Linked DNA regions of Mus musculus: region 2 is linked to region 1. A link is a loop called in an ENCODE intact Hi-C map of the cell type or tissue named here. Cell type or tissue: left cerebral cortex. All regions are shown on one strand.

Region 1 (8,000 bases):
GAATGTACAGCTGAGCAGCATCTGGAGCCAATCAGGGGATATCTGATGCCATGCTTATGTGAGCAGGTCACCCCTACCTGCCCTCTGTCTCCAGCCAGTCCTGACCTTTGGAGCAGCTCAGATTCCTCCCATGCAACCCACCATGAACCTGGCGATGTCACTTCTAGAGACTTTTGGGAGTCACCAGTTTTGGAGTAGGACATTCTTGCTCCAGCTGTTCCCTTGGCCAAGCTGGCTCTTCCAGGGATTGTTCTTATTTGGTACTGTTCCCCTTCATCCATGTGTCCCCAAATCCATTGGGCAAGCAACTGGCCTGCTATCTTCTCTCTACCCTGTCTCTACAAGCAGGAGGCAGGAACCAAGACCACAGTCCCCTCTCCAACTGGCTCCACCCAGGCCCTGGGCAGAACTAGCTCAGTGCACACTGTGGGGAAATCCACTCCTTGGTGGATATTTGGTTAACACACTTTCCCTCTGAACTCTACAAGTCCCCATCTACTTGGGGTGGTGGAAAGTTTAAGACTAGCAGGAAAACCCTGAGCCGAGCAATGGTGAGCTCTCTGTAGGTAGACAAATCTATTTTTAGGGAAATGGAAACAATCCTCACCCAACATCGTGAAGCCAACGTTAGCATCTGACACGGAGGGCAATGCTTCACTGGGGTGTCAGGGACGGCCTGAAAGAGTGCCACCGAACACTCCTAATGCTGACAGACACGGAGAGTGAGTGCAGCACACAAAAAGTGTTTTATTTCTAGGAGTTCACAAATCTGAGGTCAGCACACATAAGTGATACCATGTCATCAGGGAGGTGGGGTGGGGTAGTGTTCAAGACACAGGGGCAGAGCCCTTTGGACCGAACCTTATACAGCTTCACATTGGGAAAGTACGGGGGCGGAGGTGGTACAGCCCAGCCTTGGCTTTGGTAAAAGATTGCATAGCTTGTTAAAGCCCCAGGTTCTGTTTTCTGTTTTCTGTTTTCTTTGCTTGGTTGGTTTTTGCACTCATCCCTGGGTGGCTGGGGTGTCTGCCCAGCACACGGAAAATCCAGCCTCACCTCTCCCAGTGGGTTTTTCTACCTCCCCCTCCTAGGTGAGAAAAGGACTGGGCAGGGGGTGCGTGAGAGGGCTCACAGGGGAACTACAGGTCTTGAGGGTAGGCCACTGGGGGCCCAGGGAAGGGTCCTGCTCTTCACAACCCTGTTGCAGTTAGATTTTTATTTTATTTTATTTTATTTTATTTTATTTTAATTTTTTTGCTGAAAGGGCCACAGGAAATGTCCATGGGTGAGAACCCCAGAGGCCACAGCTCCTTCCCTGGAGCACTTGGAAACCATACCTGCACAGACAGCAGGCCAGAGGATGCAGCTCTAGGCCCCCACGGCCTTGGCAGTGTCTTCAGATTCGAATGTGGAAGGTGCTGTAGAGAGAAAAAGCACAGAGAGGATGAGAGACTGTGGGTGGAGCAGAAGGCTCAGTAGGGAAAGCTCATCTAACCCTGGTCATCTCCTTAAGGAAAGCTGCACAGAGGTAACCACAGGAGGCTAGAAAGGAGCAGCTATCCAGTTTTCAGCTAGAAGGGTCTAAACCACCCCCTCCCCCCAAGGCTTGATCTTTCCTGTGCACCATGGGTGATCTTGATCCCTCTCATGATGGGAATAATCATATAAGAACCAGTCATGTATCTGGGAAGCCAGGGCTCGACCAGGTACTTCAGGCCTGTTTATATCATTGCCTATGGAGATCCCATGAGACCAGACAGTCAGCTCTGACCCCAATGTTCTGGCCTATCCCACCCAAGCCCAGCTCCTGGGGTAACAACACCTGAGAAAATCAGGGGCCTTGGCGATCATGTCCTCAAAGTCAGCAAAGCCCAGCTTGCCGTCACCATCCAGGTCAGCCTCTTCAATGACTTTGTCACACACAAGCACTACCTCATCCTCTTCCAACTCAGACTTGGTGAGTCGGGCCAGCGTCATCTCTAAGTCTTCTTTACAGATGAAATTGTCAGTGTTGAAGTCTGTGAGGTTAGGAGGGATGGAAGGAGATGGTCAGAAGAGGGCTGAGCCCCTCCAAGGGCCTTCGAGGACAGAGGTGTCCTGTCCAGTATGACTCCTTCCTCCTAGCCTACCACACTGAACTCTCTACCAGCCTCTGGACTCCCCAAAGTATCTCTATGAACTCAGAGAACACTGGGGTCCATGTCCCCACTAAAGGGAACCAACAAGCTCACATACAAGGTATATATCTTAACACGGGCAACAAATTAACATTTGAGGGACCCACAAACCCCCACAATGAAGGTATATACAGCCACAGCCCAAGCAGTTCCAAATACAAACCCCCTGAGAGCTTTCCACTCAAGCCAGAGTCTTCCTGGCCTCACCTCACATTGGACTCCTAGAGGCAAGGAAGACAGAACCCAGAAAGGCCAGTACCTAAGTCCAAGTCGGAGATCCAATTGGAGGTAGAGCTAAAATTCTGACTAGGACTATTTAACTCTAAAACCCACATTTTCTCAATGGCACCTCGTCACCTCTGGTAGGCCTCCACATACAGACATAACTAATTAATGCATATGCATGTTGTATGTGGTAATCATGTACAACTTAGCCTGTCAATTAAAAAATATATATATAAATCAAGAGATACAGGATCGTCCTAGAGAGAGGCAAACATTTTGTGCACAGAGTAGGGGCACTGTTGGGTCTCCTGGGCAAAAGGCACTCCCACTATCCCCAGAACATGACACAGTGGCCCGGTGGGCTGGGCCATGTGCAGGCTCAGCGTGGTTAGCTCTGTTGCCTCTCCTACTCTCCCAGCGAAGCTGCCTGCTCTGTGCTCTTGGTTTCCCATGCCTCTGATGCCTTCCCGACAAATACCCACTTGGCCTTCAAGTCTCTTCAAGCGTCATTTTCTAGATAGACTGTCCCTCTAAGTGCCCACAAGGCTGGCATAAATGGTATTGATGAAGACCAGAGCCACTCTTGCTTGTTTGCGTAAACCATGCCTGAACTCTGCAGGCAAAAAAAGCTGGGCTGGAGAGGACAAGGACCTCCCAGAGGTCACAACCGTGGCCATGGTCAGACTTAGAGCACAAGCTCTTCAGTGTAACCTGAGCTGCCCACCTCTGCCCCTGCCTGTGAGGGCCTCCACAGTGGACATGAGGTGGGATTTGTCTCTGCTTCTGAAGGGCCTGCAGAAGGTTCCATGAAAAGACCTGCTGCTATCTGCCTAGTGGGCTAGATAAGAGTCCTAGGTCAATTTAACAGTAAAAAGCTGAGACCTCCGTGTGCTCTGCATTTTCTTCTTGTAGGAAGACAACAAGCCTTTCCCAGGGGCATCACTCTGGGTTCCTAGGCTGAAGGATAATGGGTGAAATTTTCGAAGATACATTTATGGAGGGTGGATAGGCAGGGTCTGCTTTCTCATATGCAAACACCATGTGTTGCACTGTGTATCTAAACCAAAGTCCTTTGAAATAAACATGGTAGCACAAAATTAACAGATAGCCCTTGATGGGCCCACTGCTTTAATATCCACCAACTTCTCAAAGGTGTGGGAAGGTTTGTAGTCTTTCCATATGGTCTAGTAAACGTTCAAGACACGGGGAACAAGCTGTGTGGTAGTCTTCATGTAGCTATGGAAAATTGGGCGTGCCCAGCGCCCTCTAGTGGCCAGTGAGTCAGCAGGCTGGAGAAATGGGATGACCCTATCTCTGGCCTGTAAGGAGGACTCGTCAGGATTTCCCTCTCTTCCTGGCTCATCATCATGTCTCAAGAAGTCTGGCCCCTAGGTTTAGCCTGACTTTTCTAGTTCACATATGGAAGTTTCCCAGTGACCTTTCTAGAACACAACTGCCCTTCCCTCTCTGAACCCTGTAGTGTCCTGGTCCTGAGCACTGGGCCCAAACTCCTCACAGCCTAGGTGTCTATACTCTCACAGACCCCTCCCACCACATCCTAAACCTTCCTTATATTGGCAAGCCTTGCTGCGCACTCTGTTGGGGTGCTTGTCCTATTGCCCCAGGGGACTAATATCCCCTGGTCCTCTAGTCCCTGACACCATATTCCTCACTTTATTATCCCCCCCCCCCGAGTGGGTGAGTCTCCCCTTCTCTCTGAAGATGTGTCTCAGGCATGACTTGTGCCCTCGAGGCAGGCATTCCTCCAAGCCTTAGTGTGCTCAGCAATAACTGGATGGGGCAATGGCTCACAAGATGCTCCTTCCAGCAATGCAGTTCTGTCTTGCTGCCAGCCCTTCCTTACCATAGATCTTGAAGGCATAGTTTGCCTTGAGCTCCCGAGGCGCTGATTCGCAGAGCACAGAGAACATGTCCACAAAGTCATTGAAGGTGAGGTTCCCCTCGCCATCCTCGGAGAAAGCCTCCACAATCCTCTCTTTGAAGGGATTCTCCTGAAGAAAAGCGCAGCCATCACTTAGGGTAGGAAAGGCAGGGGGCTCAGGCCAGTCTGAGGGCAGCCTATGACAGCCTGCATGTGTGGCCTCCAGAGAGACAAGGACCACATCTACTTAACGGCTATTGGAGGAGTTGCCAGGTTAGATGTGTAAGGCGTTGATCTGGGACCTGGTTCAGCAAGCATGTTCCCATGCTACACAGGATGCATACATGAGCACAGCAAGCCAAGAAGAGCCTGCACACCAACTGTCTCATTTTTCAGAGGCACATTCAGAGGCTCCTTCCTGTACTTACTGGGCGGTGTCCCCAGCAAAAGAAGACAACTGCTCCAGGAAGCCTTAGGTACAGCCTAATTCAGGCCAGAATGGAAGTGGGGAATGGAAGTGAGGCCCCAAGATGTCAGGTAATTGGACCAACACAAGCAGCAAGAGGTGATTCTGATGCCTCCAGCCACACAGCCTGTTAGTTCTCATTCCCAGCATCTGCCTCTGTTCCTTCTGGTGATGCCAAAGTGTCCAGGACCCACACTCCTTCCATCACAGCTGCTCAGCCTGAATCATCCCCAGGGACCTGAAGACAAGGACCCTGCAGGGCCTCACATTCTCTCTAGAAGACAGGCAGTGATTTCTAGGGCTAAGCTGCATTTATGCTCGGCATCTCTAAGGACAGAGTTGAGATGCAGGGCCAAGGCGATGCCATGTAGCTCTCTTACCCTGCTGTAAGCCGTACATGCCAGGCCTGCCAAGTCCCACTGCAACGTGGAATTGTGCCCAATGCTTTTTTACTGTGGGAGTAACCTTTCTATATGCCATGCTGAAGAACTCAAGAAACTTTCCATGAGTAAGTGGCCCGAGGACCCATACCACGCCCAAATCCAAATGAACATTCTAAAAAGACTCCCAAGAAATTCAAGTCTGAGATCTGTCATTAGAGATGACTAAGAATCCATGACCAGACAGGGAAAAGAAAGAAAAATTATCTAAAAGAACAGACCAAGGCTTGCTGAGTACAGCCCAGGCTATTCCACATAGGGATAGGCAGGTGTTTATAGGCCACTGGCTGGGCAGTGGGCAGCTACAAATCCACAGGACACCTACCAAGCGCCACACCCTTCCACACTCACTTATGCAACATGACTATTGGGAAACTGGGGCACAGAGAGCTTCAGTGGACGGTTCAGGGCAACACATTCACAATGGCTTGAGCCATTGTTGCAATATGGATCTGGGCCTCTAACTCCCTGCCTGGACATGGATTCCCCGTGCTCCAACCCACCAGCAGCAGCCTCTCACCTACCCGGAGCTCCGGCATCTGAATGATGAGGCTCATGGGTACATGGACGATGGGACTCTTCCTGTAGTCCATCGGGACGAGGTTGGGAGCCAGCTCATAGAACCGTGCATGAAGCCTTTGAGAGAAGCAGAGGAAAAGGCACTAGAGGTTGCCAACCCTGAGCCCCAGTGACCCAGTTGCTACCCCGTCTAGGTCCTTATCCAGGATCTAGTGAGGGGCCAATAGGAGGTATCTGCTCTGTCCACGATGGGCATAACCTGGGGGGGGGGGGGAGCAGGTTCTGGTGAATCCCTGTGCTGATGACCCAACTTCCCAGGCCCTCCTTGCTTCCTAAACACAGACATGTACCAGCACCATTATCCCCACCCCCATACTTCCTCCCTATCCCCCTGCTGGGCAACTGTCACCCACCATCCTCTTTCTCTGTCTCTCTCACCCTCTCTCCCCTCCTCTTCCTCTCCTCTCACCCTGACCTGATTTTGTTCCTCTCCAGGAACACATCTCCATCAAAGGGCCTAAGGTCACAAGGGATAGAGCAGAAAGGAGAAACCCCCAAACCCCATTCTTTGTGTGAGAGAGGGTCAGAAGACACCCGCGTGGCCAAATAAAAACTGGACTCTAGGCAAGAGGACACTGAGTTTCTGTTATTTTCTGCATTGAGGAACATTGCCGCCCCCCCTTTTTTTTTTATAAAAGTCCTTGCAACAGAATTTATATTTGGCAACTGATGTGCTTTTTGGAGGAGGCAGAGGTTGACAGGGTCTCACCACATAGGCAGGCCTTGCTAGCCTCTTCCTTGGGCAGCCTGAAGCCTCCCCAGGCTCAGAATGCCACACTCAGCTAATTCATTCACCTTTAACAGATCCATTGTGTTTCTGATTACATTTACTAGACCTGAACATCTACTCCCCTCCCCCTGTACTAGGGGTGACACTGCATGCCTCTTGACATTAGCATGTGCCCCCAAAATTGTGGGGGTTGCTGCAGTAGGAGCTTCAAGCCAGGCTGAGGTTAGAAATGCGCCTAAACCACTCTCTAGCTAGTGGGGTGACCTTGGGTAAATATGAGTAACTGCAGAGAATAATTTTCAGTCAGAAACTGGAACCAGTCTATCATTTTCCACACTTGTGTGGGCTAAATAGGACAGAGTTCATAAAACTCTCTGGTGGGCTGAAGCAAAGTCAGGGAAGGACCTGAGTTCAATCCCCAGAACCTATGTTTAGAAAGAAAGGAAGGAAGGAAAGGAGGGAGGGAGGGAGGGAGGGAGGGAGGGAGGGAGGGAGGGAGGACCTACATCTCTGTCACTTCTTTCCACTGAGTCAAATAAAAAAGATGTATACTTCTGTGTCCTGTCATAACCCCGAGAACCAGAAATGACGATCATGCCACTCTAGCTGCATGAAAACAGATGTGGAACCCCATGGATGGTTTTGGAAGTTCACAGAACCCTTCCGACCACTAAGGAGGAGGAGTCCAAGTTCAAAACCAGCCTGAGCTATACAGGGGGTGACCCCGTCTCAAAAACAAAACACCAACTAATGAACCAAAAGCCGACAAAGCCCAACTCCAAAACCCCCAAACCGAAAATCGATAAATAATAAATAGACAAAGAGAGATGGGGGGAGACTGATAAGGAGAGGGAAAAGGGGGGCGGGGACAAAGCCAGAGTCCAAAGACTGAAACAGGTACTGCAAAGGTTTGAAAACAGCCAACTCTCTAGCAAGATCTTGTCTTAACCACCTGCCTCCCACGCTCCCCACCACCGTAAGAAAACACAGACAGACAGACAGACAGAAAAGACACTGACACCAGACTGAGACGAGTTGAACCCAAGTATGAGTGAGATGTAGCCTGTGATACGCAGCGTTTGGAATCATTAGGAGAAAGATGGTTTCCTCTGAAAAGTCATAAACAGACCACAGGAGTGCCTGGCTCTCGCATGGTTTTTTTTTTTTTTTTAATATATTACATTTTTAGAAGAGAAGGAATTAAATTAAATTTTCAAATCTATTTGCCAACATTTACACACAGAAAGACGTCTACACGGCGCATTTGTTTGGTGATCTTGCTGGGGCTGGGAGCAGTTATTTCTGCAGCAATGATCCAGGGATTGGCCCACTTCCTTTACTCATGGTGCAGGTTAGCCCTTGCAGGCAGTTTAAGTTTCTGACACCCCGTGTACAACAAAGATAAATAAAAAGTAATTAAAATCGATTACATACATTCTTTTAAAGGTTAAGAAAATAAATAATAATCACTTAGCAAATTCCTCAGGGTGTCAAGTGGGTA
Region 2 (8,000 bases), 110 kb before region 1:
GAAACACTTAGAACTAGGGCAGGTCCACAGTGTCCATTAGACAGACCAGAGCTTGCAACTTAACCTGCAGACACACTTCAGCTTCATACAATGCTCTTCAATGAGGTCTCAATCAAGAAACTCAAGGAGCTGCCTACATGAAAGTCAGCTTAGTTTCAAACCCTGAGACAGCCTTCCTTGCCAGTTATTATATGGTAGATGTACATACTTATATGCCTCACAGACACACACTTGAGGATCGGACCTCCTCCCATGTCTATTAATTTTAACACTCTCATCATCTGCACCACTGTGCACACTTATTCTTCCACCATGTCACAACTTACACACAGCGGTCACTGATGGAAATTAAATATTGGTAGATAAACAAATCAGTGAGTTAATGAGGGAAAACACATTACATGTTACACAGTTCCTACTCTAAAATCTTGCTCTTAGTAACAGAAGTACATGTGAAATCATTGTATCTCCAATCCCAGACTTGTGGTTTATTTAATCATAGTCGTCCTGAAGTGCCCCTACATACTTGATGAATGAATAAATCTAGCATCACTGGCAGAGATTCAAAAGTTTATGCTTTAAGTACTAAAATAACTGATAATCAGATAAAATTATAAATTAATATTAAAATATGAAACATCTTTAAATGTCTTTATAAACAGTTGGCTGAATAGAATCTTTTCTTGATAATTAGGGTACACACATATACATTTGCCAATGCCTGCACAAATCTATTAACATTTAGTTATGTCTTTACAATAATTAACTCCAAATACCCACTGCTATATAATGTGGAACACTGCTATTTTGGGAGGAGCAGGGTTGTAACAGGGTCCCTCTATATATCCCTAACTCTCCTGGAACTCACTAAATAACCAGGCTGCCCTTGAACTCTCAAAGTTCCACTCTCTGCCTCCCAAGTGCTGCATCATCGTGCATGCATCACCATGACCCCCAGACCTTGCTAATTTATTTACAATTACCTATAAAATAATGATCTAAGCTAAAATTACAGTAACCCCACATTTGATATATCTCCAAATTAAATCATAAATACCTTCCAAGTATCTTGCCATACCAGAACCATAAACGCATTAGAAACCTCAGCATCATATCTTCGTATCCATATTCAACCAACTCCTAAGTCGGTTCCTCTTCCCTGGTTTATATGGACTCTAGCTAGTGTCTGTCTACACGTATTTAGCTCACCTCAGCACACTCCTCGCTCCCATCATATTTCCAGTGCACACCCACTATAAACCATCACACAGACTGATCACTTGGCTTCCCTACCCAACATTTTCAGTGTCCCCAAGATCTACCTCTCCATCTACATAAAAATATTCAAATCTTTTCTATGTATGTTATGGTGGGTGGTGGGGGAGGGGTAAGTTGGACTTTACCCAACAGCTGCGAAAAATCTAATTTTGAGGAATAAGAAAAGCATATGCCAACTTCTTGTCCTTCTTACTCATGATTAGTAGAGGAAGTAGCTAGGGGAATATACAAATAACAAAAAAGAAAAAAGGATAAGCACAAATGGCAGGAATTTTACAGACCATGTTACACTTAGTGTGGACAGAAATAAACACAAAGCCCAGAATCCTTATATCATGGCACTCTGAAACACAAACGGCTCTGCATTCTAAGGACTCAGAGGGCTCGAGCAGCTCCTGGTGCCAGGTCTTCCCTGGGCCACCAGGAACCAGGAGAAGCAAGGAAGGATCCTCCCCAAAACTCTGAGAAGGCCTGACCTTTGACACCCTTGACATCAAGTTAGATAGATATGTGTCCAAAACAAACAAACAACAGATTTTTTTTAATACATGAGATAAAAATTTTTAAAAATTGGAAGGAAAAATACATAAACTCACAATTACAGTTAAGATACGTTAATGTCCTTTCACTATTTGATAGAACACTTACAGTCAGTAAAGATACATAAGAACTCAATGCAGCATCCCTCAAAATAGGATCTGAGAGTTCGAGAGAGCAGTTTTCTCAAGCTTCTGAGATTCAGGAGATAAACAAATGTTCCCATGTCTGAGACAGCAGAAACCTGCAAGACGCTGGAAGGCCCCTTTCCATCTCTACTGCAGCAGTAAAAAACTACCAGGAAAGGAGACTCTGACCAGTGGGCACAGCAGAGAAGAGATCTCCCTCTCTCTCAAACATGTCCAGCTACTTGCAAGAAATGCAGAGGGAGAGGCTGGAAAGATGGCTCAGGGGCTAAGAGTAAGAGCACTGACTGCTCTTCCAGAGGCCCTGAGTTCAATTCCCAGCAACCACATGGTGGCTCACAACCATCCGTAATGGGATCCCATGTCTTCTCCTGGTGTGTCTGAAGACAGCTACAGTATATTCATATACATAAAATAAATAAATAAATCTTAAAAAAAAAAAGAAATGCAGAGAGAGCTGCACAGTTGCAGCTTTTGTGAACACCTGAGCACACACCTGTACACAAACCCACATGCACACACTACACATACATATAAAAATAAATAAAAACAAAAACTTGGGAGAATGGATAGATGCTCAGTGGTTAAGACCAACGACTACTCTTCCAGACTGTGTGTAACTCCAGTTCCAGGGGATCTGATAAGAAATACATCAAACAAAGCATCCATACACACAAAATAAAAATTGAGATTATTTAATCTCAAAACAAATTTTAATTTAGAAAATAAATTTCAAGTTAATAATCTAAGCTCTTCTCCCCATAAAGAAAGAAAACCCAGGACAAGTAAGGCCTAGGAAACTACAGATAATGGGGCCAGAGCCTGAACTGACCATCTTCTGTAAGCAGGCAAAGCTTCCAGTGGAGGGACTGGGACACCAACCCAGCTACAAAATCTGAAAACTAAAGAGAAAAAACATAGGTAAGCTGCTAGCTACAAAATGTGTTGCGGTAATGTGGCACAGAATTTGTGGGAGTGGTCCAAGCTGGTCCAGCTTGAGACCCATGCCACTAGAGGGAGCTACGGACCATGTCTGACACAGCCCAGAGGCTGGATACCCCAGAGACCTAGAATAAAACCAAATACATCCAGCAAAGTAAAGAAAGAAATAGGCAATGAAATGAATCCTAATGATATTCTGCTTACTCTAGAGCCTAGCATAATTGTAATTAGAGGCTTTATCCAGCAGAGACCCACAACCAAACATTAGGCAGAACTTGGGGAATCCTGTGGAAGAGGAGGAGGAAGGATTGAAGGAACCAAGGACACCACAAGAAAACCCACTGAATCAATAAACCTGGGCTTATAAGGACTCACAGAGATTGAACCGACCTAGGTCTTCTGAATGTATGTTACAGTTGTGTAGCTTGGTATTCTTGTGGGACTCCTAACAGTAGGAGTGGGGGCTGTCTCTGACTCTTTTACCTGCTTCTGGGACCCTTTTCTGAAATGGAAACTTAAGGGTTCTTTGGAAAGTCGGTTGGATGGTGTTTTGCTGGGGCAAACACATGAAGGAACATTTCGTTAAAGTGGACACAGGTGTGAAAGGCTAAGGCAGAATCATGAAGGAACGTTTCGCTGAAGCAGACACAGCAGAGAGGATGTTCTGCTGAAGCAAGCACATGAAAGGGTGCAAGATGAAGGATTCTTTGCTAACAACACGAATGCACTGCTCTGCCTTACACTGCATAGCTGAGATGCACTTGCCGGGATGCCATAGAGAGAAAGGCACCAAAAAACATCTGTTGGTGTACTGCAGGTTCTTGGCACTGCTGCAGACTCAAGCTGACTGGATGCATGTGCTGAGGCAAGAACTGTGCTCAGGCAAGGCACATGGAGGACACGTGATATTTGGAGGGTATAAAAAGGACTCCATGGAGTGACAGAGAGAGAGTTTAGCTTGCTGGTAGAACTAGCTGAGCAACACTCGTGAGAGAGGCACAGCTGAGAACGTCTCCTGGTTTTCCTGTTGGTCCCTCCTGTTGACTCATGCTGAGGCTGAGGCCTGCCTGTCTCTGCTAGGTCATGTCACCACTGTTGCTAACCTGACTCTACCAAACTGGACTGCTGGTGTAGTCATGAAGTGTTTATGAGTGGATGGAGCTGCTGCTGCCTGCTAACCTGTGAACTGAACTGCCAATTTCCAAACAACACAGATGGAAGTTACTCCAAAGAAACTTTCTAAACAGGTCCCCCGCCCACACCAACTCTCAACCCCCTATCCTTTCTTTTCCACTACTCTGGTTAAATGTGGGCTACAAGGAAGGTGTTTAAGAACCATCATTAAAAATAAGGTTTGAAAAAATTAAAGCTACACTTTTCCTCCTGCTGAGTTGCCTCATTCAGACTTAATATGAAGGAGGTGCCTAGTCTTTCTGAAGCTTGATATGCCATGTTTGGGTGATGTCCCTGGGAGGCCTGCCCTGTTTTGAAGAGAATTAGGGGAAACGTGGATCTGGGGGAAAGGGAACAGGGGGTGAGGGGGACTGACGACAGGGAAGAGGGGAAACTTAGGCCAGGATAAAATATATGGCAGAAGAATAAATTTAAAGAAGAAAATCCTAAAGCAAGCAAAAGTTAGGAAATAAGCCGGGTGTGGTGGCGCACGCCTTTAATCCCAGCACTCGGGAGGCAGAGGCAGGCGGATTTCTGAGTTCGAGGCCAGCCTGGTCTACAGAGTGAGTTCCTGGACAGCCAGGGCTACACCGAGAAACCCTGTCTCGAAAAAAAAACAAAAAACAAAAAAACAAAAAACAAAAACAAAAAAACAAACAAACAAAAAAGTTAGGAAATAAAGATAAAAGCAGACAAATCAATTTAAAAAAAACCAAAACAGAGAAACAAAAGGTTCAATGAAACATGGCTCCTTGAAAATACCAAGAAAATTACCCAGGAGGAATCAGTCTGGAGAATGCTTGCCTAGTGTATGCAAAGCTCTAGTTTCAATAGCCAGCAACACATAAACTGGGCAACACTCCATTTATGAAAGAAATAATTATAGCACTTAAATATTCATAAGGACAAAAGCCTTTTTAAAAACCCTCTCAATACAAACAAACAGCAATAGTTAATGAACTCACCATAAAGGCCAAATAATGCAGGCCATAAAGCAGGACTGAAACCCCTAAGCCAAGAGGAGCCACAGCGACTAAAGTAAAACTAGACCAATGGCTACTTTTCAAAATCAAAGGCTGAGAGGCCAAACCTACTCCATCTTGGAACCAAACTCCATCTAAGGAAGGAAGGAAGGAAGGAAGGAAGGAAGGGAGGGAGGGAGGGAGGGAGGGAGGGAGGGAGGGAGGGAGGGAGGGAGGGAGAGAGGGAAGGAGGGAGGAAGAAAAGGCCTGAAAACTTGGCCCACAGCTGCACCCAAACTGCACCCAAGTACCAGGAAGGACTACACGGCTTGTCCTTGGCCAGAGTTACTCCCTAGCTACTTCCTAGCAACAATCAATCAAAGATTAGTCTGATTGTTCCAGATGTGCTTTCAGACTGTTCATGATTGTATGCATCTTGCTTCAGAGCACCCACCGGTCAGCTTACAATAGACATTCGATTAGATCTTGCCAGGCTGGACCTCCGCCCCCTCCCTTACTTCCATTTTCTATAAAACCTTGTCCTGATGAGAGTTCGGGGCTGCTTCATCCAACTATCCTATGGGTCAGCAGTGAGTAAGCCCAAACTCAAGTTTGTAATAAAGAGATCCTAATGTCTCCTAATGCATTAGAGTCAGCTCCTTGGTGGTCTTTTGGGTTCACAAATGCTGCCTGGCACAACAAGGCAAGCTGCTGATGGCAAAGGCATATAGTCCCAGCCACCCAGTGAGATGCCAAAGCTTTTAAATTCAGACTCCATTTTAGAGAACCTGACCTAAGTTTGAACTCAGGTAGACTCACAGACTGGTATCTAGCATTTGTTTCCAAGTTGCCCCCCAACAGAACCTGAGCCTAGCTCTAGTCTCTAAGCTAATTAATCCCCAACAGAGCAGAGTTTCCAGGTTATAACCCCCAATCTCCAGGTTACACCCCCAACAAGACCCAAATTTCCAGGTTACACCCCATAACAAAACCAATGTCTCCAGGTTATTCCCCCCAACTAACCTGCACAAGCCGAACCCCTGCCTAACCAATGCAGAGGAGAACAGAAATTAAGTTTATGATATGACTCCCAGCACCAGCCAATTATGTTAAAGGCCACAGTAGCTTTCTAATTAGATGCTTGCACACATATTCCCTGCTTGCTGATTACTATAAAGTCTTGCCCCATAGACATTCGGGCTCCTCCACCACCAAAACCATCCTAAGTGACAGTGGTGCACTGGGGGGACCCAAGCTAGCTTAAATAGCTTTTGACTCCCTGCTGTGAGTTGCATCAGATTGGCTCCCTGGCACAACACCAGAAAGCTAAGACAGGACAGTAAACTGTTCAAGACCTGCCTGGGCAGTCACATGGGAGGCCAAGGCAGGAAGGACAGTAACAGGTTCGAGGCATGCCTGAGCAATTTAGTGAGACTATCTCAAAATAAAAAGAAAGGGCTAGGAGATAGCTCAGTGGAAGCATGTCTGCCTAGCATATAACAAAGTCCTAAATTCAATCCCTGTTATCATTACATTTTAAAAAGGAAATAGCATGCTTAGAGAAGCCAAATTAAGAAACTTGCTATCTATGTAGTATCATTGATGTTTTGTATCAAATGGTGTGGGAGAAGTAAAGTGTGGTGGTCCACACCTACAATCCCAGGACTCAGAAGATAAAAGGTGATAGTGTAGGAACACCCTGGGCTGCAGAGCAAGACCTTGTCTCAAAATAGTAGCATGCATATACATTTAACTTCCTTCTTTTTATGTAGAAGACAGGCTCCTCCAGAGAAACTGTTGGAACATAGTGGAAAAACTATAAAGAGTTTAAAGATATACTGCTAGACTCTATTCAAACCTGTTCTGCTTAGCATCTTTAATTGACAAACACACAATTAGCATTAAGTACAAAGCAATATCAAATACACTGAATGTAAGATTCTAGATTCAAAAAGACAGTAAAAGGTTGGGCTATTACTATAATAGTGGAAATATGTCTACATTTGAGTCCCAAATTCAACTGTACACGTATACAATGGAATAAATGTGAGTTACTCACGGAAGACCTTGGGACACTAACTGATGGTCAAGTAAACGTGAGTCAGTGACTTGCAGAGCGTGTGGGAGTGACAAACATACCAGTAACAGATTTAAGAGGCTGTAGCACAGCTCTATTCCTAGCACCATACCACTCCAACATGCTCAGGTTAGCCAAGGTCAAATGTAAAACAATTAAGAAACTGTTAGGGCTAGCCAGGTAGTGGATCTCTGTGAGCTCAAGGCCAGCCTGGCCTACAGAGTAGTTCCAGGACAGTCAGGGATACACAGAGAAAACCTGCCTCCAAAAAAAGGGTAAGGAAGGAAGGAGAGAGGAAGGAAGGGACAGACAGACGGATGGGATGAACAGAGGGAGGGAAGGAAGGGGGGAGAGACAGACAGACGAACTATCTATTACAGGCTAAGTGTGTACAAGTGTAGGTGCAGAGCCTGGGGGCCTGAGTTTGGACCCCAATCCTGTATAATGCTGGGTCTAGTGGTAGCAGTGCATCACTAACAAGGAGGACAGAAGCAGGACTGCCAGACTGTGGGCCACCAGCCTAACTCCAGGTTCAGTCAAAGATCCTACCTCATGAAAGAGGGAAAATAGTGGCAGAGGATGACAACCAATGCCTTCCTCTGGCCTCTGTACACACACACAATGGCACACACACGCATACACAAAGAAAGAAAGAAAAACTTGTGGTCAGATATGAAACAAATTTTTCCTAAGGGGAAAGAAAGCCCAGGTTTACAAAACCTTGATTATCTTTAATTATCTGTGGCCCTCTCTGTGCCAAGAATGAGACGTACTCTCAGTAGAACTAATTAACCATGACAATTTGTGAAAATGCATTGAAGTTCAACTTAATAGCAACATTAATCCACAGACAGCATGATCTGTATCAGAATCAGTTCCCTTACT

What was found. A loop is a pair of places that touch in the nucleus more often than their neighbours do. Peaks named below come from ENCODE experiments on the same cell type or tissue, not always from the same donor. Only the 100,000 strongest peaks of a DNase experiment are listed, where the experiment ranks them.
Region 2: a loop joins it to region 1, with 3 times the contacts of the local background. A loop is called at or near these places in 16 of 42 quality-filtered maps.

The regions. Positions count from the first base shown.
Region 1 is chr9:54,544,067-54,552,066 of GRCm38, forward strand. It overlaps Sh2d7 (SH2 domain containing 7), which reads left to right. Exons shown (of 6, transcript NM_173778.4): 6 at 1-953. Cib2 (calcium and integrin binding family member 2) reads right to left here. Exons shown (of 6, transcript NM_019686.6): 3 at 5,715-5,826; 4 at 4,267-4,414; 5 at 1,823-2,018; 6 at 728-1,418. The coding sequence ends at 1,397. Among named protein-coding and RNA genes, the nearest start is that of Cib2, 12 kb to the right of the region's middle. In left cerebral cortex, a CTCF peak has its summit at 3,666 (motif pointing left); a DNase peak (open chromatin) is centred at 3,660.
Region 2 is chr9:54,435,478-54,443,477 of GRCm38, forward strand. All of the region lies in intron 13 of Dmxl2 (Dmx-like 2), which reads right to left. Among named protein-coding and RNA genes, the nearest start is that of Dmxl2, 62 kb to the right of the region's middle. In left cerebral cortex, a CTCF peak has its summit at 2,967 (motif pointing right); DNase peaks (open chromatin) are centred at 3,121 and 3,797.